Linked DNA regions of Homo sapiens: region 1 is linked to region 2. The links are chromatin loops, found by intact Hi-C in ENCODE. Cell type or tissue: Calu3. All regions are shown on one strand. Each heading gives the region's core, and the rest is flanking DNA. Links, peaks and the distances in the headings are about the cores only.

The links. Peaks named below come from ENCODE experiments on the same cell type or tissue, not always from the same donor. Only the 100,000 strongest peaks of a DNase experiment are listed, where the experiment ranks them.
Region 1: a loop joins it to region 2, with 8 times the contacts of the local background. A loop is called at or near these places in 1 of 110 quality-filtered maps.

What each region holds. Positions count from the first base shown.
Region 1 is chr12:113,583,188-113,599,507 of GRCh38, forward strand. No RefSeq gene overlaps it. Among named protein-coding and RNA genes, the nearest start is that of LHX5-AS1, 120 kb to the left of the region's middle. RefSeq lists an enhancer at 4,404-5,181. In Calu3, for the core only: no CTCF peak of the experiment used is centred there; a DNase peak (open chromatin) is centred at 8,434.
Region 2 is chr12:113,757,381-113,773,700 of GRCh38, forward strand. LINC01234 (long intergenic non-protein coding RNA 1234) reads right to left here and starts at 16,303. Exons shown (of 3, transcript NR_110026.1): 1 at 16,235-16,303; 2 at 9,695-9,828. RefSeq lists enhancers at 11,618-12,129, 14,984-15,153. In Calu3, for the core only: no CTCF peak of the experiment used is centred there; DNase peaks (open chromatin) are centred at 8,851 and 9,691.

The DNA.
Region 1 (16,320 bases), core at 5,995-9,994, 180 kb before region 2:
CAGCTCTGCAGTGGTGGAGGGGAGATCTCCCTACTTTGGAAGCCATTCATCTCCCTTTTCCCCTAATAAACAAGTGGAAGCTCTACCTCTATGGGACAGGTGCTTGGAGGTTCAGGGTGTTTTCAGCAGCAGGGAGGTGGGCAGGTGGCCTTTTGATTCCAAAACAATAAACAAACAGGAATGTAATCCCCCACCCACTGGAGCTAGCTTCTTTTTGGGCCAGTGACTTTGGTTCCAAGGGAATTATAGAACTAGAGATTCTTCCTCTTTCTCTGGTTGCAGCAATTCCCAACCCGGGAAGGTGGCCCAAGTGAGCAGCCTTCACTGGCCACAGTGCGAGGCTCTATGGGTGATTCAGGTGTTGCCCTTTCCTTCCCTTCTCAGGCTGGCCTCCTCCCTAGAGTGGATACCTGGTAAGAAGTAGAAAACTGGAGAGGTGGGGCCAGCCCATGGAAGGTTCCCCAGATCAGCCCAAGAATTCACATGGAGGATCTGTAGTGGGGTGTCCCAGCCTCTCACTGACTCACTTGTCACTTGGCTCCTGGCTTGTTCTGTTTCCAGAACATTCCAGAATGGCTTCTGGCATGGTGTTACAGGAAAGGAGTCCCAATCCAGACCCCAAAAGAGGGTTCTTGGATCTCATGCAATAAAGAATTCAGGCCGAGTCCATAAAGTAAAGTGAAAGCAAGTTTATTAGGAAAGTAAAGGAATGAAAGAATGGCTACTCCATAGGCAGAGCAGATCCAAGGGCTGCTGGTTGCCCATTTTTATGGTTATTTCTTGATGATATGCTAAACAAGGGGTGGATTATTTATGCCTCCTCCTTTTTGGCCCTTTTGGGTAACTTCTTGACATTGCCATGGCATTTGTAAACTGTCATGACGCGGGTGGGAGTGCAGCAGTGAGGGCGACCACAGGTCACTCTCGTCACCATCTTGGTTTTGGTGGGTTTTGGCTGGCTTCTTTACTTATCCTGTTTTATCAGCAAGGTCTTTATGACCTGTATTTTGTGCAGACCTCCTATCTTATCCTGTGACTCAGAATGCCTAACCATCTGGGAATGCAGCCCAGTAGGTTTCAGCCTCATTGTACCCAGCTCCTGGTCAAGATGGAGTCACTCTGGTTTAAACGCCTCTGACAATGGGGCCTCTCTACTCCTGCCTTTTCCTTTCTCTTGTAACACCCTTGATTTAGGCCTTTGCTTGGCTGTTTTCTCCTTGACAGTGAGGTCTCCACTCTGCAGAGAGGACTTCCCTGACCAAAGTAGTTCCTATTACTCTACCTTTTTTCCCCCCATGGCACTTATTGCTGCCCATAGGCAAATTAACAAATAAGTTAGACACAATAATTTTTGTCTCCTTTCCATCCCATGCTCTGCTTTTAAGTGGTGGATTTTGTAAAATCTAGGATCTTGGGTATCTTGATCACTGCCGAGGCTGGGTACATAGTGGATGTTCAATAAAATAGTTGTTGAATAAATGACTGAATTAATGAAGGGAAAGCACGTAGGCTCTGCCACTTACTAGTTGCATGACCTTGAGCACGTTACTTAACTTCTCTGTGCCTCAGTTTTCTTATTTTTTAGAGATAAGGTCTCACTCTGTTGTCCAGGCTGGAGTGCAGTGGCATGATCCTAGCTCACTGCAGCCTCGATCTCCTGGGCTCAAATGATCCTCCCATCTCAGCCTCTCGAATAGTTGGAACAACAGGTGTGTGCCACCATGCCCAGTTAATTTAAAAAAAATTTTTTTTTTTTTTGTCAAGACGGAGTTCTTGCTATGTTGCCCAGGCTGGTCTCAAACTGCTGTCTCAACTGTTCCTCCCGCCTTGGCCTCTCAAAGCTCTAGGATTACAGGTGTGAGCCACCATGCCTGACCTAGTTTCCCTATTTATAAAATGGGGGTGACAGCAGGACGCTCTTCTTGTGGTTGTGGCCATGAGACAATGCAGACAAGTCCTCTTATATCCTGGTCATCACTGGGTAATTAGATTACAAAGGAGGAAAGTGGGGCACAGAGAAGAGTGGCTGGTCCTGGGTCCCAGAGAGCATCAGCTGCAGGTGGAGATTGTTACTTGGATGTTCTGGCTTCTGGCATTCCTTCCTTGAGATGCTGGGACTCCATTCAGTAGGTCCTAGGATGCCATCTTAGAGGCCTGAGCAAGTATAGCCATGTCATAATTTTTAAAATGAAAGTAGAGTTTTAGAAAAAAGCATCTAGCAGACAGATGAATGTGTCCCTAGAGAAAAGTGGCCCCTGAGTTCCAGGTAGGGATGTTCATAGCAGCTCTGTTTGTAAGAAGCAAAACCAGGAAATGATCTAAATGCTCCAAGATAGGAGAGTGAAATTAATGGTGCTTTTCCCGTTGTGCGGAAGACTCAGCTGTTGGAAATGTGGATGAACTAGGGCTCCACACAGCAACCAGGAGGGATTTCACAAACTTGGCCTGAAATGAGAAGGGCGGTATAGCGTAGACAGTGGTCAGTCCTTCCCAACCAGGGGTAATTTTGTCCCCTACCCTGGCCGGGGACACTGGACAATGCCTGGAGACATTATTGGTTGTTACAATTGGGAGGTTGCGGGGTCCTACTGGCGTCCGGTGGACAGAAGCCAGGGATGCTTCTCAACATCCTGCAGTGCACAGGACAGTTCCACCACCAAGAACCATCCAGCCCCACATGTCAATCAAGCTGAGACTGAGAAACCCTTCAGTGGATCATGCTATTTAGATAAAGCTCAGAAACATGCTAAGCAAACTGTGTGTTTAGGAATACGTACATTCTTGGCAAAAGTATAAGGAAATGCATTTTACTAGATTGTTCCATGAGAGTGGGATTTTTGTTTTGTGGTTGTTCACATGTTAGTTGCTTCGCCATCACCTTTTAAATGAGTGAAGTAATTACTGATAAACATCAAGTTTGGGATAGTGATTATTTCAGGGTGGGATGGAAATGGAAAATGCTTTTTTGTATATCCTTTTTTTTTTGTTTGCTTTTTGAGACTGGGTCTCACTTCATCACCCAGGCTGGAGTGTGGTGGCACAAACACGGCCCATTGCAGCTTTGACTTAGGCTCAAGTGATCCTCCCACCTCAGTCTCCCGCATAGCTGGGACTACAGGCATGTGGCACCATGACCGGCTAATTCTTTTATTTTATTTTTTGTAGAGATGGGGTCCCTCCATGTTACCCAGGCTGGTTGCAAACTCCTGGGCTCAAGCAATCCTCCCACTTTGGCCTCCCAAAATGGTGGGATTACAGGCATGAGTCACCATGCCTGGTCTTTTTATGTCTTAAATATATTTCATAACAATAAAAAATTCCCTGAGAGAGGGGCAAAAACAGTGTATTCTTCCTACTTTTAAAGACAGACTCACCTCCGATCTGGGCTCCCCCTCTAACTAGCTTTATGATCTGGACATGGTGATCAGTTTGAGTCTCAGTTTTTCTCATCTGTAAACTAGGTTCCTACCTCCTGTATTTGCCATTTAAAAATGCTGACAGGGTATGATGAGTCATGCCTGTAATCCCAACACTTTGAGAGGCTGACCACTTGAGGCCAGGAGTTTGAGACCAGCCTTGCCAACATGGCGAAACCCTGTCTCTACTAAAAATACAAAAATTAGCCGAGCGTGGTGGCCCACAACTGTAATCCCAGATACCCAGGAGGCTGAGGCAGGAGAATTGCTTGAACCCAGGAGGCAGAGGCTGTAGTGAGCCGAGATTGCACCACTGCACCACAGCCTGAGCGACAGAGCAAGTCTCCGTCTCAAAAAAAAAAAAAAAAAAAAAAAAAAGACTGTTTCAAAAAATAAAAAAAAGATGTAGCACAGCGGCTAGGAAAATACTTGGAAAGATCTGAGGAGCAGGTAGTATTGATTCCTTTGTTTCTGTGGCTCCCTGCCCCTCCCCTTCATCATCCCTGAATCCTATGGCTCTATGTCTTTGAGGAGGGTCACCACTGAATCTTCAGTGGAGACGCAGCATATGCACGGATGCTACATACATGTAGTGAATTTGCAAAACTAAAGGAAGAATTTTTTAAATTTCTGGACAAAAGGCAGCCAGCAGTTGGGGAGGGGTTGGAGGCAAGCAGGGCTGTGCACATATATATGTGAATATGAAGACATGCACATGTGTACATGTGACTGTGAATGACTATATGTGTGTGAGCCTGTGTCTAGGCATGTGTATAACTATGTGTGTGCATGTGTGTGGTCTATGAGCACATATGTATCTATGTGCACATTTGATATGTGTGTGTGTGTGTGAGTGTGTGGTGTAGGCATCTTCGCATATGTGATTGTGTATATGCATGTGGTTCTGTGCCTGAAAATGTAAGTGTGGATGAGAGAGGTGCACACAAGCACATATATAAGTAAATCTTCATTCACGCATGCAGGCATCTGAGTGTGTACCAATGTATATGTATTTGTGATTATGTGCATGCAAGTGTCTACACCCTACTAAAGGTATATGTCTGAGTCTCTCTCTCTTCCTCCTTCCCACTTCCCCCACTCCTTTTCCTTCTCCTTTTGCCCAGGTGTGCTGGCCCGAGAATGACCACCTCAGGTGAGCCTCCTGGATCTCTGGCTTTGGGCATTCCCAGCAGGTGGGAGGCAGCTTAAGGCAGGCTCTTAGCAGGTGAAAATCCAGCTCCAGCCCCCGCTGAGCCCCAGCGAGAAAGGAATTGCCTGCAGGCTCTTCCCTAATCCTCCAACGGAACCTCCCTCACTTACCTCTCTCTGTGGTAACAAAGGATCTTTCTGCTCTGGTGGTCACATTCCTGACAGCTTAGTTCAGAATGGGGGAAGGGACAGCAGGATTTTGGGGGGCCGTTGGGCAATTTCTATTGGCCTGAGTTTCCTCCTCTGAGAAACTGACACAGAGTGGGAAGAAGACAAGCAGCAGAAGGGTCAGTAGGCAAAACTGTATTGCTGATGTGTTGTGTATTACCAACCTCCACGCTTCCCCATTTCAGACTTAGATGTGCTCAGCAAGTGTTTACTGAAAACCCGGTACTGGGGGCCAAAAACCCAGAGATGAACAAAAGGCATTTTTCTATTTTGGGGAGGTGGTGTTGAAAGTGGAGATGGGAAAGGAACCTAGGGACACAGATTGCCAGAGTCCTGGTCAAACATGTTCCAGGAGGCAGGTAGGGATTTAAAACCTTTCTGCAGGCGGGGCATGGTGGCTCATGCCTGTAATCCCAACACTTTGGGAGGCTGAGGCGGGTGGATCACCTGAGGCCAGGAGTTCGAGACCAACCTGGCCAACCTGGTGAAACCCCATCTCTACTAAAATTACAAAAATTAGCTGGGTGTGGTGGTGGGTGCCTGTAATCCCAGCTACTCAGGAGGCTGAGGCAGGAGAATCACTTGAACCCAGGAGGCAGAGGTTGCAGTAAGCCGAGATCATGCCATTGTACTCCAGCCTGGGCAACAGGGCAAGACTCTGTCTTTAAAACAAACAAACAAACAAACAAACAAACAAAACCCCACCTTTCTGCAGCTCATTTCACTGGCCTAATTAATGTCCATATTCTTTGCTGTGGCATTCAATGTCCTCTGTTATGGGGGGAGGGATAACTGGAGAAGGTTTCTTGTAGGTACCGGTATGTGAGAGAGAACTGGACCCTACAGAACAGGTAGAGTTTGGGGAAGTGAAGATGTGAGGGAGGGGCCTTTAGAAGAAAGCTCATGGCTTAAGAAGGGGTCAGCTGCTGGACCTTGAGTCTGGTTGGTCGTCAACCAAAGAAATTAGGGTGGTGACAAGGCTGTGCTAAATTCCATGTATTGATATTGGTGCATGGTGGAGAGTGTTCCAGTTGGTAAGGTGACTTCATTCCTGTTACTTTACCTTTTCTTCTCAACCCAGTGAGGCTGATGTTATTATGTCCATTTGACATTTGAAGAAATGGAAGAAAAGGAAATAGTAGTGACTCACTCCAAGTCTGTACAGGGCTCAGGCCAGTACTCCTTTTTCTATAGCACAGCTGCCTGCCCTGCCCCTCTGTGAGAAGAAAGTCCTTGAGATCCCAGGGCTGGGAGATCTCTTGGAGGATGGCAGATTCCTGTTACTTTTGTTTATACCTACTTACGTTTTGACTTTGTCATCAAACATCTGTTCCTTAATGTCATCACTAGGAACATGCTTCTGTTCCTATAAGTTCCCCCATTTATCCGGCCACCCATCCATCCACTCCTCTATTCATCTACATTTTTAGCACTCCTATACATCCACTCATCCATTTATTCATCCTCTTACTACCTACTCATCCATCCATTCATCCATCCACCCATCCATCCATCCATCTACTCCCCCCAACCCACACATCCTACTTTCTCATTCATCTGCCTACTCACTATTCACCCATTCATTTCCCCATCAGTCCATGTATCCATACACCCAGTTATCCATCTTTCACCTATCTATCCATCCATACGTTCATCTATCAATGCCCTCCTGTCTGTTCACTCACTTATCCATCCACATACCCACCAATCTATACTCCTTTCCATTCATCCATCCATCCATTCATCCATCCATCCATCCATCCATCCATCCATCCATCCATCCATCCAAATACTCACCCATTCATCCATCTACCCACTATCCATTCTCTTACTTACCCACTTATCCATTTATATACCCATTTATCCATCCACACATTGACCCATCTATGTATCCACTCATCTATCCAGCCATCCACCTGCAGATTTAGCCAACCCACAATCATCTACTCATCCATTTATTCATTATTCACCTATATTAACCTCTCCTTCATTTACCCACCACATCCATCTACGCATCCATTTACCTACCCATCTACCCACTCAGCCACACACCCACCCAATTCCCAATCAACCCTAGACTATCTACCTACCTATCTCTTTGACCAACCAATCAACCATCCATCCAAATACTCAACTGATCACCCTCCCATTAATCCATTCATCCAGTCACCTACCCACCCACCCATCATTCCTGGGCACAGACTCATCATTCCATGTGAGAGTCCAGGTTGGTCTACCCAAGCCAGTGCTGCCTGCTTACAGGGCTGCCATGACTCATCCCACATGCAGGAAGGGGAGGTGGAGAGGCAGTAACTTACATGCAATCTGCCCTAGGGTTTATTTTTATTTTTATTTTTATTTTTGAGACAGAGTCTTGCTCTGTCAGCCAGGCTGGAGTGCAATGGCACAATCTTGGCTCACTACAACCTCAGCCTCCTGGGCTCAAGCGATTCTCCTGCCTCAGCCTCCTGAGTAACTGGGATTACAGGCGCATGCCACCACACCCAGCTAATTTTTTGTATTTTTAGTAGAGATGGGGTTTCACTATGTTGCCCAGGCTGGTCTTGAACTCCTGACCTCAGGTGATCCACCCGCCTCGGCCTCCCAAAGTACTGGGATTACAGGCTTGAGCCTCTGCGCCCGGCGATTTCCCCTAAGGTTTAAAGGTCACCTGAGTGCTCTTTCTTCCAGGCCCAGCGGTAAGAATTCTGGTAACTGAAAGAAAAAGAGAAACAAGGAGACAGAAACCTGGGGAAGGAGTGGAGAAGAGAGAGGAAATGATAGAGACCAGTGAGTGAACTAAAGAAGGGGAAAGAGGCCAGGTGTCATGGCTCATGCCTGTATTCTTGGAGCACTGTGAGGCTGAGGTGGGAGGATCGTTTAAGCCCAGAAGGTCGAGGCTGTAGTGAGCTATGATCCCGCACTGCACTCCAACCTGGGCGACAGAGCAAGACACTGTTTCAAAAAAAAGTAGGGGTACGGGGAGAAAAAGAAATAAACATGGGCCGGGCGCGGTGGCTCACGCCTGTAATCCCGGCACTTTGGGAGGCCGAGGTCGGCGGATCACGAGGTCAGGAGATCGAGACCATCCTGGCTAACACGGTGAAACCTCGTCTCTACTAAAAATACAAAAAATTACCTGGCCATGGTGGCAGGCGCCTGTAGTCCCAGCTACTCGGGAGGCTGAGGCAGGAGAATGGCGTGAACCCTGGAGGTGGAGCTTGCAGTGAGCCGAGATCGCGCCACTGCACTCCAGCCTGGGCGACAGAGTGACACTCCGTCTAAGAAAGAAAGAAAGAAAGAAAGAAAGAAAGAAAGAAAGAAAGAAAGAAAGAAAGAAAAAAGAAAGAAAGAAAGAAAGAAGGGAGGGAGGGAGGGAGGGAGGGAGGGAGGAAGGAAGGAAGGAAGGAAGGAAAGAAAGAAAGAAAGAAAGAAAAAAAGAAAGAAAGAAAGAAAAACATGCGTGCAGAGAGAAATAGGAAGTGGAATACAGGAACAAGGGAGAGAGACAAATAGATGATCATATGTTATGTCGGCGGCGGTGGCGGGGGGTGGGTGGGGAGGAAGCAGAGGCTAGAGTGTCCCTAGCGTCACGCCCTGTCGCCCTCCCCTGAGCTCCCGGAAGCCCATGGGGCCGCGGCCAAGTTTCCCCGCCTCCCGAGGAGAGACAGAGAAGCCACGAGTCGCCGGGTGGGCGCGGCGCTCCTGGGCTCACCGGGGCGCATTGGCACTGGCGGCGGCTGCGCGGGCTCGGCCGGCCCCACCATCAATTAAGCGACCGCGGGGTCCGGCGAGCGGCAGCGTGTGTGGAAATTACCTTTTGATTTCTTAATTACATTGTCCTCACCTGCAGCTCAACCCGCCTAGGAGAGGCGCTCGCCGAGCTCGATTCTCCGGGTGCCATAAATTAGGACGCCAGTCGCCGGCGAACGCTGGGGGCTTCCAGTATACCTTCCAGCGCAGCCCGCAGGCTATTTTTATCTCCCTCAGCACCTCGGCACCTCGGAGGAGCTTCTGCTAATTCACTACCCCGACACCGTCTCATCTCCCCTGCAACCAAACCCAAGTCTATTCCCAGGCGTAGGGGAGTTGGGCTCTCACAGACCTGGGTTCCAAACCCAGCCTCTGCCAGGCCCTGACTGTGTGACCCTGGGCGAGGGCATCCACCTCTTAGAGCCTCAGTTTCCCCATCTGTAACATGAGAATAAAACATAGCTCCCATTTGTCTGGAGGGTAAGGCTTAAAGGAACTGCGCCTTGTGAAGGCTTAGTCCCACTGACTCTGATTCATTCGTTTCGTGAGTTCACCTTGAGTGCCTACTGTGGATCTAGTGCTATTCTAGGCTTTGCAGATAAAGAGATGAACAAAACAGTGTCTGACTTCTTGAAGTGAGCAATGGCTATGATTTATTATTATTATTTTATGATCAAAAGGTTCCAGGGTTTTTGAGACTCTTGGCGGATGCTGCAGATGGGTGCAGGGAGACATGAGGGTGCTGCTGGGGAGGGCAGGTGAGGATTTAGGGTGGAGGAATCGTCAGGTTGGAGTGGAGCTGACCCACAACACAGACATAAAGGCATCCCAGAGATCAAGGTATTTGACAGATGGGGGAGTGACTTCCCTATGCCCGGCTGAGGCACTGGTAGAGCTTGGGTCTGACCTTTCAGTGTCTTCTCTCCCCATAGCTTGGTGATGCACGAAGTGTGGTTCTAGACCAGCAGGTTCGGCCTCATGAGAATTTGTTAGAAATGCAAATTCTCAGGCCGTACCCCGAGACCTCTGAAATTAGAATCTCTAGGGGTGCATCCAAGGAATCTGTGTTTTGACAAGCTCTCAAGGGGGTTTTTTATGCCCAGTAAGGTTTGAAAAGCACAATATGGCCGGGCGCGGTGGCTCACACCTGTAATCCCAGCACTTTGGGAGGCTGAGGTGGGCGGATCACTTGAGGTCAGGAGTTGGAGACCAGCCTGGCCAACATGATGAAACCCTGTCTCTACTAAAAAAATGCAAAAATTAGGCGGGCATGGTGGTGCACGCCTGTAATCCCAGCTACTTGGGAGACTGAGGCAGGAGAATCGCTGGAGCCCGGAGGCAGAGATTGCAGTGAGCCAAGATCATGCCACTGCCCTCCAGCCTGGGGCAACAGAAAAGAAAAGAAAAGAAAAGAGAAAAGAAAAGAAAAGCATAGAATTGCCCTAACAAATGCAGGGTTTCCCTTGTTCACTGCCTTGATCTCAGAAAATGGATCATTGTGCCTCCTTTTATAAGAATTCAAGTTGCATCCAGACTGAGACATCCCACATGCTATAAACATGTACTTCAGGGGCTCCCAGACCCACTGACACCCAGGTTAGAGCCTGTGTCATAGCCCAGGCTCACGTTGGGATTACCTGGGGAGTCTGAGAAAGTTCAGATACCTAGGCCCCTCCTCAGACCAATTCAATCTGCATTGCTGGGAGAGGTCCTGAGTCTCAGTCTTCCAAAGCTGCAGGTGATTCTGGTGTTAAGGGAGGATTGATAGCAACTGCCACTGTAGAAGCTGACCAGAGTGGGAAGTCAGAAGTCTCCATTTCCAAGCCCAGTAGTCCTGCCACTGACTCACTATTTGGGGCCAAATATGGTATCCCCTTCGGCACCCACCTAGGTCATATTCTGTCAGTTTATCAGGTCAGAAGCAATTGGAGAAACATGCAGAAAAGGCAGGTTCTACATGGGGTCCCCCTCCTAGAATTTGAGCCCTATGTAGGTTTGAGGTAGGGCCTGAGAATATGCTTTTTATTTTATTTATTCTTTTATTGAGACAAGGTCTTGCTCTGCCGCCCAGGCTGGAGTGCAGTGGTGTAATCATGGCTCACTGTAGCCTCAACTTCCCAGTTTCGGTGTGATCCTTCTGCTTCAGCCTCCCGAGTAACTGGAACTACAGGTGTACCACCATACCTGGCTAATTTTTGTATTTTTTGAAGAGACAGATTTGCCCAAGTTGGTCTTGAACTCTTGGGCTCAAGTCATACTCCCTGCCTTGGCCTCCCAAATGCTGAAATTATAGGTGTGAGCTACCCTGCCTGGTGAGAATATGCATTTTAAAAGAGCTGCCAGGTAAACTTTGCTACAAACATCCACTCTGAGAGATTCCATGGGAGCAGCAGAGCAGGCAAGTTAAGGACCTGTTTGAACCCTAATTTCATTTTACATCACAATCCTGGCTGTCTCCTTTCCAACCCCTTCTCTCACCTAATTTAGAGTTATACTTTTTTCCTCTTTTGAGCATGTTTATTTAAACTCCTTTAAATTCATGTTTCTTGATATTTTTAAAATATTAATTGATAGCCAGGTGCAGTGGCTCATGCCTGAAACCCTAGCACTTTAGGAGGCTGAGTCAGGAGGATGGCTTGAGCTCAGAAGTTTGAGACCAGCCTGGGCAACATGGTGAAACCCTGTCTCTACTAAAAATACAAAAATTAGCTGGGTGTGGTGGCACCTGCCTGTAGTCCCAGCTACTTGGGGGGCTGAGGAAGGAGGATTACTTGAACCCAGGTGGTCGAGGTGGCAGTGAGTCAAGATGGTGCTACTGCACTCCAGCCTGGGTGACAAAGTGAGACCCTGTCTCAAATATATATATTAGTTGAAGGAGACACTTTTTTGGGGGTTATGGAGGAGAAGGTTCCCCCTCCCGCAGTATATGTTTATCAAATATTGATCAAAATTCTCAAAAATGCTTCTACTAAGCTCTTGCTTCCAGAAAAGGTGGCATAACAGAGACCAGATTTATTATCCTGCCTTAAACAACTGGAAAACCAGACCAAATATTTATTTATTTACTTTTACTTATTTAGTTTTAACTTTTATTTTAGGGTCAGGAGTATATGTACAGATTTGTCACATAGGTAAACTTGCGTCATGGGGGTTTGATGTACAGATTATGATGTTGTCACCCAGGTACTAAGCTTAGTAATCAATAGTTATTTTTTTCTGATCCTCTCCCTCCTCCCACTGTCCACCTTCAAGTAGGCAATGGTGTCTGTTGTTCCTCTTTCTGTGTCCATGTGTTCTCATCATCTAGCTCCCAGTTATAAGTGAGAACATGTGGCATTCGGTTTTCTGTTCCTGTGTTAGTTTGCTAAGGATAATGGCCTCCAGCTCCTTCCATGTTCCTGCAGAATACATGATCTTGTTCTTTTTTATGGCTGTGTAGTATTCCACTGTATATATGTACCACATCTCCTTTATCCAGTCTATCATCGATGGGCATTTAGGTTGATTCAATGTCTTTGCTGTAATGAATAGTGCATGAATGTGCATGTGCATGTGTCTTTATGGTAGAATGATTGATATTCCTTTGGATATATTCCCAGTAATGGGATTGCTGGGTTGAATGTTCTCTTTTCAGCTCTTTGAGGAATTGCCACACTGCTTTCCACAATGGTTGAACTAATTTACACTCTCACCAACAGTACATGAGCATTCTCCTTTCTCTGGCAACCTTGCCAGCTCTGTTATTTTTTGACATTTTGACAATAGCCATTCTGACTGGTGTGAGATGGTATCTCATTGTGGTTTTGATTTGCATTTCTCTAGTGATGAGTGATGTTGAGCGTTTTTTCATGTACTTATTGGCTCCATGTATGTTTACTTTTGAAAAGTGTCTGTGCATGTCCTTTGATTATTTATTTATTTATTTATTTAATTTATTTTTTAAGATGGAGTCTCGCTGTTGTTGCCCAGGCTGGAATGCAATGGTGCGATCTTGGCTCACTGCAACCTCTGCCTCTCAGGTTCAAGCGATTCTCCTGTCTCATCCTCCTGAGTAGCTGGGATTACAGGTGTGTGCCACCATGCCTGGCTAATTTTTTTTTTTTTGTATTCTTAGTAGAGTCAGTGTTTCACGATGTTGGCCAGGCTGGTCTCAAACTCCTGACCTCAGGTGATCCGCCCGCCTCGGCCTCCCAAAGTGCTGGGATTACAGGCGTGAGCCACCACCCCCAGCCCTTTGACCACTTTTTAGTGGTGTTGTTTGTTTTGTGCTTGTAAATTTCAGACAAAATATTTAAAAGCAACAGTTTTAGGCACTGAACAACAGGCAGTCTAGGTCTGTGTCACTGAAAGAAGGAAAACGAGGAGACCTCTGGGTTTCCAAGCCATAGCACAGGGAGGGGAAACCCAAAGCGCTTGAGAACTTCCTGAGTGAAGTCAAGATAGAGTTAGGAGTTCAAGGAGTCCAAGGGGGTAGAATTTATGGGATGGGGGAACTGGAGAGTAGAGACCTTCCTGGGGAGATAACTCCAGAAATCAGGAGAGAGGTGCTCTTATGTCCTTGGTTCTGGGTTCTGTGCATTTGCCAGAGGTAACTTCCTGAAGCCAAGGAGAGAACCACCAAAAGGAGTAGGTAGAACAATTCCTAGATCTCACATAGGGCTGGGATAGCTCATGTGACCATGGACAACCCTCATAAGAGACCAGCCATGGGGTAGGGTCCTCAGAAGAGTATAGCTGTAGGAGTGGGGATAAGTTATCCCTAGATGAAAGACTGCTGCTTTGACACTGCCCTAAGAAAACATAAAAACAAGATTTGAAAGCTACAATTGGTTCTAAGTAACTTAACTGTTTGCTAGAACAAAACTCAGCACTATTTAAAGGACTACAACAAAACTGAGTAACCAAAAGTAAAACTGTTTTTCTTATAAGGTTAAACGTACATTTATCAGATCCAGCAGTCCCACACTGAGGTAGTTATTCAAGAAAAATGAAAATGATATTCACACAAAGACTTATACTGAATTATTATTATTATTATTATTACTATTATTTTTGAGATGGAGTTTCACTCTTGTCACCCAGGCTGAAGTGCAATGGTGCGTTCTTGGCTTACTGCAACCTCTGCCTCTTGGGTTCAAGTGATTCTCCTGCCTCAGCCTCCTGAGTAGCTGGGATTACAGGTGCCTGCCACCACGCCCGGCTATTTTTGTATTTTTAGTAGAGATAGAGTTTCACCATGTTGACCAGTCTTGAACTGGTCTTGAACTGACCTCAGGTGATCCGCCCGCCTCCGCCTGCCAAAGTGCTGGGATTACAGGCATGAGCCACCGCTCCTGGCCTATGCTGAATTTTTTACAGTGGTTTTACTCAATATACCTCCAAACTGGGAAGAATTCAAATGTCCACCAAATAGTGAATGGATATCAAGCAGTGTTACTTCCACATACAAGGGAATGCTACTCGAGAGTAAAAATAAATTTACTACCGATGTACACCACACCATAGATGAATTTCAAAACCACAATGCTGAGCGAAATTAGTCAGGAATGAAAGGTTACATAGTGTATGATCCCACTGATATAAAATTCTAAAAAAGGCAAAACTATAGTGATGGAAAGCAAAACTTGGTTGCCGGGGGCTGGAAGGGGGTTGGGTGTGGGGTGGGAGAGGGAATGATGCCAAAGAAGCAGTTTTCAAGTGATGGAAATCTTCTATTTCATGATTGTAGTGGTTGTGTATAATTTGACAAAACTCATTGACTTGCACACTTAGAATTGGTTAATTCTATTCTACGCAAATTATACCTCAATAAAGCAGATTAATAAAAATGTTCATGCCCTCTGGCTGCAGAATTTTACTTCTCAGAAGGTATCCCAAGGAAATATTCAGAATGTGGACAAGGATTTATGAACAAGGATGGCCTTCAAAGAATTGTTTCTTATGGTGAAAAATCATATACAAGCAAAATATCCAATTGTAGAGGTGGGATGAAATAATGATGATATGTGCATAGGATGGATTGCTGGGCAAATTATTAAAATAATTTAATGACCTGGGAAAAATACGCATGATGAAATGCCTGCTGAAAGACAAAATGTGAGCTAGGAGTGCAGATACCTGTGTTGAATCCTGGCTGTGCCACACATGGCTGTGTGATGTTGGGAAAATGCTTAGCCTCTCTAATCCTTGATTTTCTCATCCTTACAATGGAGATGCAAGTAACACCTATTATACAGGTTGCAGTCAGGATTAAATACAATAACACTAGTAAAATTCTTAGCATTTGGCATGTGACGAACATGGTAAATGCTAGTGAAGATTATTTGCTATGACCAAAGTCCATAAATGGCAGGACAGTTGTCTAAAATTCTCTGTAAAGGATAAGACAGAAATATACAAGCTTGTTTAGCGTGGTCGTCTTTAGGCTATGGAAAGGTAGTTTATCTTATTTTTTCTCCTTATACTTGTCTTTATTTTTCAACTGTTCTATAATAAGGATGTGTTACTTGTAGAATCAGGATCAAACCAATAAGCGTTGTAAAGAAGAGTTTCCTTTGCATTTCTGAAATTCTAAAAATGTATATAGAAGCATCATTCTAGACATAGAGTATTGATTAGGGGGTATAAGGTGGAGATGAGAGGAATACAAGGATGGGGAAAATATGATTCTTGCTTTCAAAGTGTTAGGTGGGCATGGTGGCTCACACCTGTAATCCTGGCACTTTGGGAGGACCAAGTGGGCAGATCACTCGAGGTCAGAAATTGGAGACCAGCTTGGCCAACATGGTGAAATCCTGTCTCTACTAAAAATTAGCCCAGCATGGTGGCGTGCACCTGTAATCCCAGCTAGTAGCCTCCCTAGTAGGGAGGCTGAGGCAGGAGAATCACTTGAACCCAGGAGGTGGAGGTTGCAGTGAGCTGAGATCGTGCCACTGCATTCCAGCCTGGCTGACAGCGAGACTCTGCCTCAAAACAAACAAACAAACAAACAAGAAAAACAAACAAACAAAATAAAAACAACAACAACAAAACAAACCCAAAGTGTTTGCAACATACTTGGGTATATACAGTTGTAAAACATAGAAACAAATAATCCTAACACAAAATGGAAAGGACAAGCAGCAAGATCTGCAGAGGTACAAGTAGTACGACAGAAGTGCTGTGGCAATGCCCTAGAAGGAAATGTTGGCGTTGCCTGGGAGCAATGGGGTGGCTTCCCAGAGAATGAGTGATCAAGCCCAGCTGGGAGATGAACAGCACTCCTTGTGGAGGGCACTGCATGAGCAAAGCTCTGGAGTTGAGATTGTGCAGACCATCTTCAGAGGATGATGAGTTGACTGTTGGGGCTTGATTGCGGGGTGTGTATGACAGAGGGGAAGGGGAAGATAGAGGCAGCCAAGCTCATGAAAGATCTTGGTTCTAGTTTTGGGGCAGTGACCACGTGTCAGCACTGTTCTGAGCACTTCACAAGTGTTTACACTTTTAAACTTACGAAACCCTGAGTCAGGCAGTATTTCAAGCTCCGTTTTACAGAGAGCAAACCGAAGCATAGACACAGGAACAGATTCGGTCACGCTCCCTACAGCTAGTAGGTGGCAAAATCGGGACTCAAATCCAGGCAGTGTGGCTCCCGGTCCCTGACTCCTTGACACAGCCCTGCACTGTGTAGATCAGGCTTGGATATTTTCCCTTTGCAATAGGAGGCCATGGATGGTTTCATACAGGAACTAAAAAGTGACTTTGGCGAAGACGTAATCCTGTTCTCTACATCAGA
Region 2 (16,320 bases), core at 7,281-11,280:
TTGTAGAGGACGTCTGTGACTCGTACTTGACTCCTTGTTATGTGAGAAGCACTCCAGTTCTTTTAGGGGAACCGCAGCTTGCTCCCTCTCAGGCCAGGTGGCCTTGATGTAGCTGACTCCACCCCCAACTTGTGGGAGAGGCAGGTGACCCAAGGCCAACGACAGTGCCACATCCCCTCTCCCATAGTGACTGGTCCAGGCACGGGCATGTGCCCCAAGATGAGCCAATCAGAACTGAGGAACAAGGATTCCTGTGTCTTTCCTGGCACTATCGGGTAAAAGTCACTCTCATTTTTGTTGTGGTCAATGGCTGAGCAGCTGGCGACCATCGTTGCCAATGTATGGGGAGAGGGTGCCTGAGGCTGAAGCCAACACAGAGGAAAGTACAAGTGAGATTTCAAAAAAGACAAACTCTTGAGGCCATTGTTTGAGGACCTGGATCCAGCTGTGCCTGAAGTCCTAGATATAACCATTAACTTTTCAGTCAATGAGAACATAAATTGCTTTTTGCTTAAGCCACTTTGTGCCAGGTGTCTATCACATCCAGCTTGACCAATGTAATAGCCAACGTTTATGAAGACCTGTTTATTTTATTTTATGTTTTTGAGACAGAGTTCCACTCCGTCACCCAGACTGGAGTGCAGTGGTGTGGTCTCGGCTCACTGCAACTTCTGCCTCCCAGGTTCAAGTGATTCTCCTGCCTCAGTCTCCTTAGCTGAGATTACAGGCGCCCACCACCATGCCCAGCTTTTTTGTCTTTTTAGTAGAGATGGGGTTTCACCATATTGGCCAGGCTGGTCTTGAACTCCTAACCTCAAGTGATCCACCCACCTTGGCTTCCCAAAGTGTTGGGACTACAGGTGTGAGCCACTGCACCTGGCCAGAACTGTTTTAGTTTGGGTTCTCCTGAAAGCAGAGCTTGAGACAAGGACTTGGGTGCAGATAACTTATTTGACCAGTGATCTCTGGAAGCAGGAGTGAGGGATGAGGGAGAGTAAGTCAGGGAAGGAGGAACGTCAATGTAAAAGTGCCATTACAGATAACAAAGACTCAATCTCTCTGGAACCTGTTGAGGGGTGTAGAGAATGCTTTCCAGAATTGTCTACTGAAGACCAGAAGACTGCAACAGCATCCACTGTCCTTCACTGTCACGAGGGGCTGACCCCAGGGGCGATGTGGTAGGCAGAATGATGACCTCTAAAGCTACCCATTTCCTAATCTCCAGAGCATGTGAAATGTTCGGTTACATGGCAAAGGGTATTAAGGGAGCAGATGAAATGAAGGTTGCTAACCAGCGGACCTTAAAACAGGAAGACCATGCTGGGCTATCTGGTGGGCCCCGTGTAACCACAAGAGCTCTGATAAGTGGAAGGGAGGGGATGACAGAGGGACAAGCAGAGATGGCAATGAGAGAAAGACTCAGCCCAAAACACTGCTTGCTTTGAAGATAAAGGAAGGGACCATGAGCCAAGGATTAAGGGCAGCTTCTAGAAGCTGGAAAAGGCAAGGAAACAATTCTCCCCTAAGCCTCTAAGGGTGCAGTTCTTGATTTTTAGCACAGCGAATCCCATGTCAGGCTTTTGACCTCCAGAACTGTAAGATAGTGAAGGGGTATTGCTTCAAGCCACCCAGTGTGTGGCAATTTGATACAGTCGCTATAGGAAAGTAATACAAGTCATAACCCTCCATGTCCAGGCTGCATTGTGTATGGTTGAGTGGACTCCCATCACATCCAACAGGGCCTAAGACCAAAAGAGGAAAGACACACAGCTCATGCTGGAGGCTGTGTGCTGTCACCATGGTGAATCTCAGTTTGCTTGCACAGAATGGCCCACTGCAGCTGCAACTTAATTAGAGTTGGGCCAAAGGAACACCATGACATGGGTAACCAGAGGCAGCTGCCACAAGCAGTTCCTTTGTGCCAAGCACTGTGCAACTGAGTAACTCCATCCCTGCCCATGGCAGACATCACTAATCAATTACAGCATTCTTGCTCCATAAGTCCAGACATGGCTGCAACATCATTCCTCACATAGTGCTCCAGGCAGGCATTACCGGTGTGATTGGAGTTGGAAGGGTCAAGAGGTTCCATGGCCATTATCGGTTGAAGATGAAGGAAGGGGCCATGAGCCAAGGATTAAGGGCAGCTTCTAGAAGCTGGAAAAGGCAAGGAAACAATTCTCCCCTAAGCCTCTAAGGGTGCAGTTCTTGATTTTTAGCACAGCGAGTCCCATGTCAGGCTTTTGACCTCCAGAACTGTAAGATAGTGACGGTGGAGGATGAATCCACCATCCTCCTCAATAGCAAAGCTTCAAAATCCTAAAATTGAGAAAGGAAAATACTCTTGGGAACACAGCTCTGCCTAAGAGAAATGTTACTAAAGGGATTCCAAATTCTTCCCTATCTCCACCCTATGTCCACATCACCCCAAGATTTGCCTCTTCCCTTGGGTCTTCTTATTACTTATATGACTACCACATGCTAGTAGATTACTAGTGTCTACAACCATGAAAATTGCTTCTACTTATTGAGCACCTGTTCCATGCCAGACACTGTTATAGACCTGTTGCCTAAATTTTAGAACATTCTCAGAATGAAGGTATTAGCCCTACTTTGAAGGTGAAGAAATTGAAGTTCAGAGACATTAAGTGCCTCTTACTAGCCTAGGGTCATATCATTGCCACTCCTAGTAAGGGAAGTGCTCCCTTAAATGAACAAAACATAAAAGCAAGCTGCTTGCATTTAATGATACAGCATGAGGGGCCGGGCGCAGTAGCTCACGTCTGTAATCCCGGCACTTTGGGGAGGCGGAGGCGAGAGGCTCCCTTGAGCTCAGGAGTTTGAGACCAGCCTGGGCAACATGATGAGACCCCACCTTTACAAAAAATAAAATAAAAAATTAGCCAGGCGTGGTGGTGCACGTCTGTAGTCCCAGCTACTCAGGAGGTTGAGGTGGAAGGATTGCTTGAGCCTGGGAGGCCGAGGCTGCAGTGAGCCATAATCACGCCACTGCACTGCAGCCTGGGCAACAAAGCGAGACCTTGTCTTAATAATAATAATAACAATAATAATAAAGTATGAGGACGGGGCTCGGATAGCTTTAAAATACTCAGAGCAAAAATGGGAGAAGTATGTGAAAAGGGGACTCATTCCCTCATTTATTCATCCAGAGTTTCCTAAGCAGCTACTATATGCTGGGTGCTGGGGCTACGGCACTGACTCTGCCAGATATAGTTTCTATCCTCATGGAGTTCACAGTCTCCTCGGGGAGGAGAGACCACACACAGGCCAATACACAAACAACAAACTTCCAGGTTGTGACAAGTGTCCTGGTGGGCATGAGGAAGGTGCCAAGATAGAGAACTTCAAGATGGCCTCTTTGAAAGCAGCTCTTTTCCTCCTTACAAACTCCCTCCCATCTGCTTTCTGGGCTTCTCCCAAGCAGGTCACTTTTATCCTCAGTGCCCAGTGGTACAAGTCCATTTTCTCAAAAAGCTACCCATTTCCCATCATGGTTCTCATTTCAGTCTCCCTAATCATTTTGGCTCATCTTCCTGTATTAATTAATTAATTAAACATTTATTGAGCTCTGACAGTGTGTATGAGGATGGCCATATAGTTCGCTCTGACTCTGTGATTACCCCCATGAACTCTATTATCCTGGGCACCCAAAACCATGGTGACTGAGGTATGAGGTCTACAATCCATATGTTAATAGATTGCTAGAGCCATAAGGATCCTGGAGTTTATTTGCAGAGTTTGAAAGTTCACCAGCACTTTGGAAGGCTGAGGCAGGAGGATCACTTAAGCCCAGGAGTTGGAGACTGGCTTGGGCAACATGCTGACACCCCATCTCTACAAAAAATACAAAAATTAGTCGGGTGTGATGGTACATTCCTATAGTTCCAGATACTCAGGAGGCTGAGGTGGGAGGATCACTTAAGCCCAGGAGGGAGGTCGAGGCTGCAGTGAGCTATGATTACGCCACCATACTCCAGCCTGTGTGACAAAGTGGGACTCTGTCTCCAAAAAACAAACAAACAAAAACCCACAAATTCCTACAGAGGGCAGGCAGTCACCATGAAGGTGTGAAAAGTAGCTGGGTGTAAGACAATAGGGAATGGTGGAAACTGTGGTAAACTGGAGCCCTCATACTCTGCTTAAACATGGGGACTACTCCTCCTTTCCAGCACATGGCTGCCATGTGGAAATACAGGCCCAGCATGCATAGATTTTCCTATTTTTTTGAGAACCCAGAAATTAAACATTTTTTGCAAACGCTCCCAACTTTTAAATGCTGGCAATTAATGCAACTAAAAATAAAAACTGAATGGGGAACGGGGGCTCATTGCCCATAGGCTGATCTGACTCTCCATCTATAACACTTTTTGTGTTACAGATGGGGAAACTGAGGCTCAGAACAGAGAGGTGGTTTGTCTAAGATTTTACATGGCAGCTCAGTAAAATTGGCCCATTTTCCTTAGGACCAGAAGCCCATGGTGCCTCTTTTCCAGGGTCACTAACCCTTCCCCAGGAACTCCAGGGCCAAGGAATCTCCCTGTGGATGGGGACCAAAGTGGGAGGTGGAGGCAGAGTTTTTCTAAGTTCAGGACTCAGCATGGGCACCCACATTCCTGATGCATTTTTCAGAGGCTGGAAAATGATTCCGGGTGTGTGGACACAAGAGTCCATGTTTTCACTCCAGGTCTCCCCCTTTGTGTCTCTCAGTCTCTCTCTGTCTCTGTACCGTCTATCTGTGTCTCTCAGTCCATTTCCTGGTCTCTCTTCTTTCCGTCTCTCTCATCGTTTCTGCCCGTCTGTGTCTGTCTCTCTTCCTCTCCTTTCCCTCTCCTTCTCTCTCTTCCTGCTTCTCTCTCCCGCTTGTGTCTCTCTGCTCTGTCCGTTCCTCTCTGTCTCTCCGCATCTCTCCCTTCAGCTCTGCTGCTCTCCCTTACTCCCTTCCCACACCCCCATCCCCCCCAGGTCTCTCCTCTCCTGCCCTCTGAGTCCCTCTGGCCACCATGGAAAGGTTACTGTAAACGGAAATGAAGCTGAGGGCAAAAGTAATCAACCCCCTGGCTGACCTCCGATCCCGCTCCCCACGCCCATGCTGGCTCCAGCGGTGCCCCCTCCCCCGCCACAACCCCGGCCCCCCTCCCTCCCCACCCCCAGGTCCCCTTGCTGACAAAAGGCCTATCTTCTCTCTGCCTAAATGATTTAAATTCTAATCAAACATCATTTATAGTACATCTCGGAGCCGTCTCCTGGGAGCTGCTCCCACATGAGACGTTGCCATGGCAACCGGGGGGTCTTGTTTCAGAAATGTCAGATTGCATTATTGTCTTCACACTTCTCTGATAACCTGGTGTCTCTCCCTCTCTCTCTCCCGCTCCCTCACTCACACCACCATCCCCAGGATTTTATTCCTCCTCTTTCTCTCCCCCTCTCGCTGCCTTTCTAACCTCCATTCAACCCCCTAGACTCTTCCCAGGACCCCCCAGCCTTCCTCCAGCCCCAGGACAAAATGGCCTGATCGATTTCATCCTCCAGCCTCTCGCCAGGCCCAAGGTCCCCTCCTGTGCCTCTGGCCCCGGGGCCTCCTCCCTTTGGGAAAGGTGTCTTCCCCGCCACCACCCCTCATCTTCGGCAGACACGCTCCCCCCTCTAGGGGTTTGCTGGAGTGCTCTGCTGTCATTTTATTTTGCTAGATATGAAAATGAGACATAGATTTTTTCCAGCGATGCGTATGTGAAGTTCTAATCTGGCTTTTCAGATTTTTTTTCTTTTTGGGGAGGAGGTAGTGGTGGGAGAAATCAGGCACCAGGCTCTTAACAGGATCCACATGGAGAAGCAGAGCATGGGGCAAAAGATGTGATGAGGTGTATGCCCTTGTGCATGTGTGCATGTGTGTGTGTCTTCACGTCCGTGTGTGTGCACGTGTGTGTGCATGTCCGTGTGTGTGCATGTCTGTGTGTGTGCATGTGCCTGAGTATATGCATGCAAGAGCATGTATGTGTGTATATGTGCTCATGTGAATGTGCACTCATGCCCGTGTATGCATGTGTGCCCATGCATGTGTATGCATGTATGTGTGTGCGCAGGCCAGTGCCCATGCATGCATTCATATGCATGCATGAGTGTGCCCATGCCCTATGTGCATTGTGTACATGCGTGTGTGTTCATGTGTGTCCATACCCATGTGTGCATGTGTGCATACATGCATGTGTTTTTTGTGTGCATGTGCCTATGACCATGTGTGTGCATGCATGTGTGTGATATAGGAGATGTCTTTCCCAACCTGGCTGTTGGCACCTAACAGACAGCTCTCAGGAGCCATGCGCTTGCCCTGGTTGTCGCACAGTCCTTCCTGTGCATAAATGGGCACATTTCAATGATATTTTCACATTTAGGTTAAATTCTTCACCCTGTCTGCTGCGGAGATGCATTATCCCTGCAATAGCCCAGAGAGATTTCTCTAAACCCAATGATCCCCTCATTCCACAGATGGGTAAGCTGAGGCCCCAGGAGGGGCAGTGGCATGTTCCAGGTCCAAGGTCACAGGAGGGCCAGAGGTGGCACTGGAGCAGAAGTTTCCCTCTGCCAGGCCACTCAGGAGACTGGCCGGGTCTCAGGGCTGGAACTGATGGAGCCCCACTGCCCCTCAGAGATGGCACCTTGGAGGCACAGGCTGGCAGCATTTGTGCAGCCCCTGCAGGCTTTTATAGGGCTGGCAATGATGCTCACTGCGTGCCACACACTGCTAAGCCATTACAAGAATTATGTCATTGAATCCTCAGAACAACTAGGAGGAGGGTCTATCATTATTCCCATTTTGCAGCTGGAGAAACTGAGGCTCTGAGTGGTGATGTGAGGCAGCCTAAGTTTGCAGAACCAGTAAATGGCAAAGGTGGGATTGTCTGTGGTTCTACAGTGCACCTTTTCCATTCACCACACTGCTTCCTGCAGTGAGGGACAGAGAAAGCCCTGCCCCCTTGAGTACTCAGAAGACTGGGAAGTGCATTTGGCTTTGTCCCTGACACCCCGAGAGTCACATCAGCGAGTTCAGGGATCAATTGCAGTGGTCAGGAGCAGCAGTGTGGGGTGGAGGGCCTGGGATGGAGCAACCATAAAACGTGATTCAAAATGTCCCCAAAAATCTTATTCCCCTATTTCACAGATGAGGAAACTGAGGCTCAGGTAGGGTCAGGAACTTGTAAACGGCAAGGATGGTGCCCAGCTGGGTCTGAGCAACTCTGGTGATTTCTACTGTGTGATGAGGAGCAGACAGCCTGGGTCTGCCCCTCCCTGGTTGAGTGACCCTAGGATCACTCCCTGCTTGTCTGGAACCTCAGTTTTCCCATCTGTAAAATGCGGATCAAAAGCGTACGACCTATGTAGGATGGAAGTGAGGATGACGTAAGTTAACACTGGCCAGCACTGGTGCCTGGTGCAGGGAAGCCCTGGATAAAGCTCTGCGTGTGATGCGTGTTTTGCAGCCGGGAGCGCCTCTGCTTGGATCTAGGCCTCTTCTGTGGCTGTTTTCTTTCTGCCCCTGTCCCTGCAGCTGAGTGAGGTCAAATCCTTAATACATGCCAGATTCCCCCCTTTCCCTGTTTTTCTTTTTGCCCATCTCTCCAGTGAATGGGGCCTGGAAGAGCAGCGCGTGGGCTCTTATGGGCCTTCCACCCCTCTAACCCCATGCCTGGTACCTCTGCAGCCCCACCCCAGCACACATAGTAAGAGAGAGAGGCTGCCAGGGCCCAGAGTGTGCCACCTGTGCAGCCACGCACAGGAAATTCTTATTAATTTTTTAACATTTTAATTTCTCGTTGGATTTTAAGAAGTATGGACCTGGTCTCAACCTAGACACAGCCAGACACGGAGAAACACGACCCGCTGTCTCTCACTGACTCTCTGGTTTCTCACTGTCTCTGTCTCCCTGGGAGTGTCTCTAGATCTCTCTGTGTCTCTCACTGTCTCTGTGTCTCTCTCTGGTGTCTTCCTGTCTCTGTCTCGCTGGGTCTCTCACTGTCTTTCTGGGTCTCTCAGTCTCTGTTTCTCTGTATCTCTCACTTTCTGTGTCTTTCTTTGTGTCTCTCACTGTCTCTGTGTCTCTCTCTGGGTGTCTCCCTGTCTCTGTCTCTCTGAGTCTCTGTCTCTGTGTCTCACTGGGAGTGTCTCTAGATCTCTCTGTGTCTCTCACTGTCTCTGTGTCTCTCTCTGGGTGTCTCTCTATCTCTGTCTCGCTGGGTCTCTCAGTGTCTCTTTGGATCTCTCAGTCTCTGTCTCTGTCTCTCACTGTCGATGTCTCTCTCTGTGTCTCTCACTGTCTCTGTGTCTCTCTCTGGGTGTCTCCCTGTCTCTGTCTCTCTGGGTCTCTCACTGTCTTTCTGTATCTCTTGGTGTCTCTCACTATCTCTCTAGGTCTCTTACTGTCTTTGGGTCTCTCTCTGGGTCTCTCACTATCTCTCTGTATCTACCTCTGGGCCTCTCTCAGGGTCTCATTGTCTCTCTGGATCTCTCACTGGCTCTCTGTATCTCTCTCTCTCTCTCTGGGTCTCACTGTCTCTCTGTCTCTTTCTGGGTCTCTCACTGTCTCTGGGTCTCTCGCTATCTCTCTCTGGGCCTCTCTATATCTCTCTCTGGGTCTCACTGTCTCTCTGTCTCTGACTCCAGGCCTACGACTCAGCCCCAGGGACAGCATGTGGAAGCGAGAGACAGGGAGAGAGACAAGGCGTCCCCGAGTCGCTGAGTCCCAGCCGGAGAGTGAGGAGGCGCCCTCGGGCCCCGCCGCCCCACCCGGCCCCCGCGGCCGCCCCCAGCATGTTTGTCCAGGGCAGGCCGCATTGATCCGCCGCGGCCGTGCCACCGTCTGGTAAATCCCGGCCGCGGTAATGAACCTCCCCGCACACCGCTCACAAAGCACACACTAGCCCTGGCCCCAGCGGTTAATATTTAACTGAATAAGGGCCATAAATATGGAAAATGGGACTTTTAATTAAATAAGCAGCTTTTAAAAGGGCCCTTGGGCGGGAGAGGCTTTTGTTTAAATATGATTGATTTGACATGTCCTTTAGCTCTCACACTCTCTCGAGCTCCCTTCCGACGTTAACTCTTGGCCCCCGGCCCCGGTAGCAAGTTGGCTAGGCCAGACCCTGTTCTGCTGGAGGGAGGGGGCTCCCTGCTGGAGGAAGCGGGGTACGGTGGGAAGGAGGTGCCCTGGGAACTGGGATTGAAAATCCGGCTGCCCGGGCCTCTCGCATTTGGCTTCACCCCCATTACAAGCTGCCTCCATTTCGCAGAATGCGTATTTCACCCTAAAAGAAGGGGCTAGTGGGCTAAGATGTCTCCAGATCCGGGGGCACAGGTTCCCTTTTAAAAGCCATGCCACCAGCTGCCTGTCCTTTGGCGGCTCAGCTGGTGGTCCCTCCCTCTGTGCCTCAGTTTCCCCATCTGTAATATGAGGATAACAATAGCACCTACTCCACAGGGCTGTGTTCGGATTAAGCACATCCCAGACCATGGGAGGGCCCACAGTGTTTGCCAGGATTCCAGCTGAAGGCTCTGTGACTGCTGCGAGGCGCGAGGCCACAGAAGCAGCTTGATGGGCACATTCTCGTATTTAGCGCCGACCTCTCATTTGCATTTTGCACTGAGCCCCACAAAGGAAGTATCTAATTCTACTCATACTCACCCAGAGGCTCACAATCTTGGTGGCTTATGACTCATCTGAGGAGCTTGGAATGCTCCAATTTCAGGCCGGCAGGAATTCAGCAGTCAGGGAGGTCTGTCTTCTGCCTCCAAGCTAATGGCCTTTACCTTTCAAAACTTTTCAAAAAAAGAAAGAAATCACATCCTATTCTAAATTTAATATTTATGAAGCACCTTCCATACACCAGATTCTGCACATGCCTGACCTCAGAGCCCTGTCATCTGCCCTACTTCCTGGGTGAGGAGGGATCTGATGCCCAGAGAAGCCAAGTAACCAGTTCAGAGTTGCCCAGCTAAGGAGCAGCTGGGATTTGAACCCAGGCTGCTTTGCCACCAGTGCCTTAAGCCCCCTGTGGGCCTAGCCTGGTGCAGGCCCATGCCCTGGGACTCATGTCTGATCTGGTCCTGGCTTCTCTGAGCTGACGTAGAAGTCACCTTCCTGGATAATTCTGACATTCTCCATTACCTAAGGAGGGGGATGATGGTGGTCACACAGCCTCCTAGTTTATCAAGACTCTACCCCTTATGCCCAACCACCATTTCTTGCTCTCCCCAAGTCAGATAACTTAGTTTTTGCTTATTCCCACTCATAGGCTGCCTCTTCCAGGAAGTCTTCCCAGATGCACTCTGCTTGTTATGGTGGATACCTTTTCTAACTCTTCCAGTATTGGTGAGTATAGTGAGCATAGTGAGTATTTAACTACATTCTACTGTATTGTCATTTCCTGCAACCACCCATTCACATAGTCGATTACCATTTATTAATGACCTATGATTTTATTTCTCCAGCTTTAAGATGAACTTTTTTTCTTTTTAACATTTTGAAACTGGGATCTAGTACATATATAATGCCCATTTTCATTTGCTCCGGCACTTTGGAAGGCTGAGGCAGGCAAATCACTTGAGGTCAGGAGTTCGAGACCAACCTGGCCAACATGGCAAAACCCTGTCTCTACTAATAATATAAAAATTAGCCAGGCATGGTGCTGCGTGCCTATAGTCTCAGCTACCCAAGAGGCCAAGGCACAAGAATCGCTTGAACTTGGGAGGTGGAAGTTGCAGTGAGCTGAAATCACACCACTGCACTCCAGCCTGGGTGGCAGAGCGAGACTCCATCTTAAAAAAGAAAAAGAAAGAGAAATACTCTAATTAAATGGATGCTGCCTCTTATAACGGATGGCATTTTCAGACTGTGGAAATAAAACTTTGTGCCTAGCCCTGTGTCAGGTGTTGGAAGGATTGGGGAAAATCAGACAGACTTTTACTTTGCTTTCTGCTCCCTGAAAACTTACTGTCTAGTGCAGAGTATATTAAGAAAGCACCCTTCAGCTGGGCATAGTGGCTCACGCCTGTAATCCCAGCACTTTGGGAGGCTGAGGCGGGCGGATGGTCTGAGGTCAGGAGTTTGAGACCAGCCTGGCCAACATGGTGGAACCCCGTCTTTACTAAAAATACAAAAAATTAGCCGGGCGTGGTGGCAGGCGCCTGTAATCTCAACTACTTGAGAGGCTGAGGCAGGAGAATCGCTTTAACCTGGGAGGCGGAGGTTGCAGTGAGCCAAGATGGCGCCATCGCACTCCAGCCTGGGCAACAAGAGCGAAACTCTGTCTCAAAAAAAAGAAAGAAAAAAAGAAAGCACCCTTCTTTCTAATTCCCAAAACTCTCAATTCTCACTTGTTCACTCTTTTACACTTTTACTTAACCCTGTGAATTCTCATGGCCAAAAATGTGTTCCTCTCTTCCTAGGAATGGGGTGATTTTAGTGAAGGGAAGAGGTTATGGACATTAAGTGTTTATATTCTGCCAGGCCCTGTCCTAAGATTTATCATGTATTATCTCATTTAATCCTCACCACAACCTAATAAGGTGAGTGCTACTGTAATCACTACCAGTTTGCAGATGATGAAAGGAGGCTCAGAGACATTAAGTAACTGGCCCAAGGCCACACAGCCAGTGAGTGACAGAGCCGGAGTCAAATTCAGGCAGGTCTGGCTCCAGAGGCCTCACCCCTAACCTCAGTTCTTTCGACCCTTCCTTCATCCTCCCCCACCGCACCTGTGAGCTCCACGCCCATCACAGAAAGGAGGCTTAGAAGCTCATCTTCCATCAACAGTGCAGGGGGGAGACAGCCCCGAGGAGAAAATGAAAGCAGACGGTCTTCCAGAGGGGCTGTAATCAAAGGTGTCATGTAGAGAAAGCTGGAAGAGCCAGAGAGCTCCAACAGGAGGTTGGCCTGGAGCTCTGTGTCTAGTGACTAGTCTGTAGGAGACCTCTCCTTTGGAGGGATGTCCAGTGCCAAGTCCCCAGGGCCAGCTGCAAGGACAGTTTATGGTTCATGCACCCCTCTATAGGGGTGGCCAGCGGGCTGGGGATGGTCAGCAAAACTCCCTGTCTGTGCCGGCACATCTGTTGCCATGGTAACTCCTCTCAGGCATCACCCGGTTCTGGGTCTGTTTCCCGGGCTCAGTGTTGGGGTAGGTAGGGCTGAGGCTGGTTTTGGGGTCGAGGCACAGGGCTGGTGCTGGTGTTGGGGAAGAGGCACAAGGGCCATTTCTCATGCAGACCACCCACGGCGGTGGCAGGGGGTCGGGGAGCACTGAGCGAGGCATCTGTATTCCTTCCTTGTAAGCCCAGAGCAACAGGGGACAAAACCCTGTGTTGAGTACATTTGAGAAGAGACCTCCTCCCTAGAGAATCTCCTCCCTACACCCCTCAGGCTAATGGTTGGGGCCCTGTACATTCCACTTTCCCGGTGACTTTCCTGCCGGCTCCGTTTCTCGCCAACACACTCAGATGCACTCACTACCATCTCCTTGTAGACTGTTGTCCTCCTAATGGGGCTCCCTGTCTGGCAATCTGTCCCCACGGATACATCCTCTACAGGTGAGCTTGATTTATCTGTTTATATAGAAACAAAGTCTCACTCTGCCGCCCAGGCTGGAGTGCAGTGGTGCCATCATAGCTCACTGTAACCTTGAATTCCTGGACTCAGTGATCCTCCCACCTCAGCCTCCCAAGTAGCTAGGACTATAGGTTTGTGCCACCACACTTGGCTAATTATTTTATTTTTGTAGAAATTGGGGTCTTGCTCGTTGCCCAGGCTGGTCTTGAACTCTTGGCCTCAAGCCATCCTCCTACCTTTCACTTTTGAGTAGCTGGAACTATAGTTGTGCACTGCCATGCCAAGCTAATTAATTTTTTTTGTTTTTTTTTTTTTTGAGAGACAGGATTTTGCTGCATTGCCCTGGCTAATCTTGAACTGGCCTCAAGGGAACCTCCCCCCAAGGCCTCCCAAAGTGCTGGGATTAAAGGCATGAGCCACTGCACCCGGTCGCAGGTGTGTTTTCTTGAGCCAAAGGCCTCCACTTGCCCTGTCCCTCCCTACTCCTTCCCCAAGCACTGGTCCATCCAGGCCTCCCTCCGCTCCCTCCAGGCCACATCCATGCTGTGGGCAATGTGACGCCCATCAGGCCCAGTAAACACCGGAAATCAGTGAAGCAGGGAGCAAAGGTCGGGGTGAGGCCAACTCTTTTTGGTGTCAAAGGAGATTACGAGTCCGGCTCTCAAAGTTGAGGGCTGGGGCCAAAATCAGCCTGTGATCCCAAGTGGGATGAGTTCAGAGGTCGCCAGCTGGTTCCTTTGTGTGTCAATATTAACATGAGAGTCACCTAATTGGGGTGGGTCAGCCAGTGGCCAGAGCCAGGACACACATCAGGAGAAGAGAAAGGGCCCGATCATGCCCCAGGCAGTGTTGGGTGCTTGGCATAAGCCAGCTCATTCATTATATTAATATTACTACTAATAATACTAATATAGGAGTAGTAGAAGAATATCAGTGGCCACATACATTGAGTATCTATTAAGTTCAGGCTTGGTGGCTGGCACTTAATTCATTAACTGGCCTCATCGTTCCAACCTCTCTAAGAATTAGATTCTGTTGCTCCCTCATCCTACAGTCAAGGAAACTGAGGCTCTAAATGGTAAACCAGTGAGCCGTGTTCACACAACGCGAATGGAGGAGCAGAGACTTGGACCCAGCCGTCTGTCTCCTCGCAACACAGGGATGACATCTCCGTTTTATTGACGAGGAAAGCAAGTCTTCCAGATGGATCAAGGCTGTCCAAAGCCACACAGCTAGTCAGTGACAGGGCTGAGTTACAAACCCAGGTAGGTCTTCTCCAGAGCCCACAATATCCTTATTTTATTTTATTCTTTTCCTGTCTCAAGAAAAGAATAAAAGGCTGGAGTGCCTTTCATATCTCAAATGCTCAGTAGCCTCATGAATAAAATGGGGATATTAATATTCCCCCTCAGTGCAGATGCAACATGAAAATATGTGTTAAACCTTTGCACATGCTGTTCCTTCTGCACAGAATGCTTTTCCTTGTTAAAATTAGCATCTTCTTTGTTAACCTAGTATATAACCTGGACTCTAGGCTGGAGTACAGTGGCATGATCATGGCTTACTGCAGTCTTGAACTCCTGGGCCTCAGCCTCCTGAGTAGCTATGACGACAGATGTAAGCTAATTAACCAGTCCTGGCTAGTTTTTAATTTTTTTTTTTTTATAGAGACAGGGGTCTCACTATGTTACCCAGGCTGGTCTCAAACTCCCGGCCTCAAACAATCCTCCTGTCTAGGCCTCCTGAGTCACTGGGATTACAAGTATGACCCACCACACCCAGCCTTCATCTCATTCCTTTTAAGCTCATCTCTTCTATGGGTTCTTTGAAGGCCAGTTGTCCTTCTGTGTGCCACTGTTCCTGCCTTCCTGGACCTAAGGGAACAGTGACTGTCCATTGGCTGATGGATGAAGACCTGCCATCTGCATGGCTCAGGCTAGTCATATAGAGACCAATGCTCATCTCCATTGGTTTTGGGTCGAATGAACCCACGTGGACACTTGCTGGAATCATAGCATCCTAGTAATTTCAGATGCTCACTTCTATGTAGGCTGAGTCCAAAGAAACACTACTTACCTAAAACTTTTTTTTTTCAATTTTTAGTTTTTATCTTTGGAGACAAGGTCTTGCTCTGTCACCCAGGCTGGAGTGCAGTGACAGGATCCTAGCTCACTGCAGCCTCTAACTCCTGGGCTCTAGCCATCTTCCTACCTCAGCTTCTCAAGTAGCTAGGACTACAGGGACGCACCACCACACCCAGCTAATTTTAAAAAATTTTTTTGTAGAGATGGGGGCCTCGCTATGTTGCCCAGGTTGGTCTCACCCTCCTGGGCCCAAGCAATCCTGCCATGGCCTCCCAAATCACTGGGATTACAGGCCTGAGCACCCAACCTCCTAAAACTTCTGATTAGAGTCTAGTGCAATAGCAGTTAATGCATTGACCATTTCTCAAAGGTCTGTTCTGTGCAGGGTACTGGAGACATAGTGGTGAGCAGAAACTGACACTTCCCTGTCCCCCTGGAACTTACATTCTAGTGGGGGAGGTGGACATTAATCACATAGTCATGCCTAGAATGACACATTGATTCTTTAATGAAAGCTCCAGAGGATGGGACAATTTCACAGAACAACGGGCCTTGGCCAACGAGGTTAGGGAGATAGCTCTGACAAAATGACTCTTGAGCTGAGACTCTGAAGATGAATAGATGCTAAGTCAGCAAAGAAGAGAAGGAAGAGCATTCTGTGCAGAAGGAACAGCATGTGAAAAGGTTTAACAAACATTTTCCTGTTTCATCTGCACTGTGAGGGGAGATATTAATATCCCCAATTTACAGATGAGGCTACTGAGACTTTGAGAGATGAAAGGCCTCGCCCAAGGGCGTCAGGTCTGGAGGGAGCAGCAGGAATTTGATCCAAATCTGCCTGCCTCGGCCCCAGCAGTCTGATGCCACATTTTGACACTCTATTCCACACTGGTGCTTAGAAATAGCATCACATGGCCGGGTGCAGTGGCTCACACCTGTAATCCCAGCACTTTGAGAGGCGGAGGCAGGTGGATCACTTGAACTCAGGAGTTCGAGACCAGCCTGGCCAACATGGTGAAACCTTGTCTCTACCAAAAATACAAAAATTAGCTGGGCGTGGTAGCGCATGCCTGAAGTCTCAGCTACTTGGGAGGCTGAGGCATGAGAATCGCTTGAACCCGGGAGGCAGAGGTTACAGTGAGCCCAGATTGTGCCACTGCACTCCAGCCTGGGCGACAAAGCTAGACCATGCCACAAAAAAAAAAAAAAAAAAAAATGGCATCACATGATGATGGGAGGAAAGCTGCTTTTGGGAAAAAAAAAATAATGCAAACAGGCCAGACATTTGTGTCTGACGGAGCTTTTTAAGTTGCTGTAGTAGAAACCCAACTCACACTGACTTAAGCAAAAAAAAGGAAATTTATTGTCCCATGTAACAAGAATCCAGGATGGAAGACTTTGGGCTCAGCTGGACCCAGAGGCTGAAACAAGATAATCAGGGCTTTGTGTGTGTGTTTCCCTTCCCCTGATCCTGCTTCCTGGGTGTTAGCTTCCTTCTCAAGTCCCACGAGATGGCCCCCGGAAGTCTCTTACTTACCCCCTCCTCGCTGTTAGCAGTTGCTGAATTTCGAGAGACTCCTCTTTCCCAGCCGCTCCAGGAAAATGTCCCTGGGTTGGCTCCGA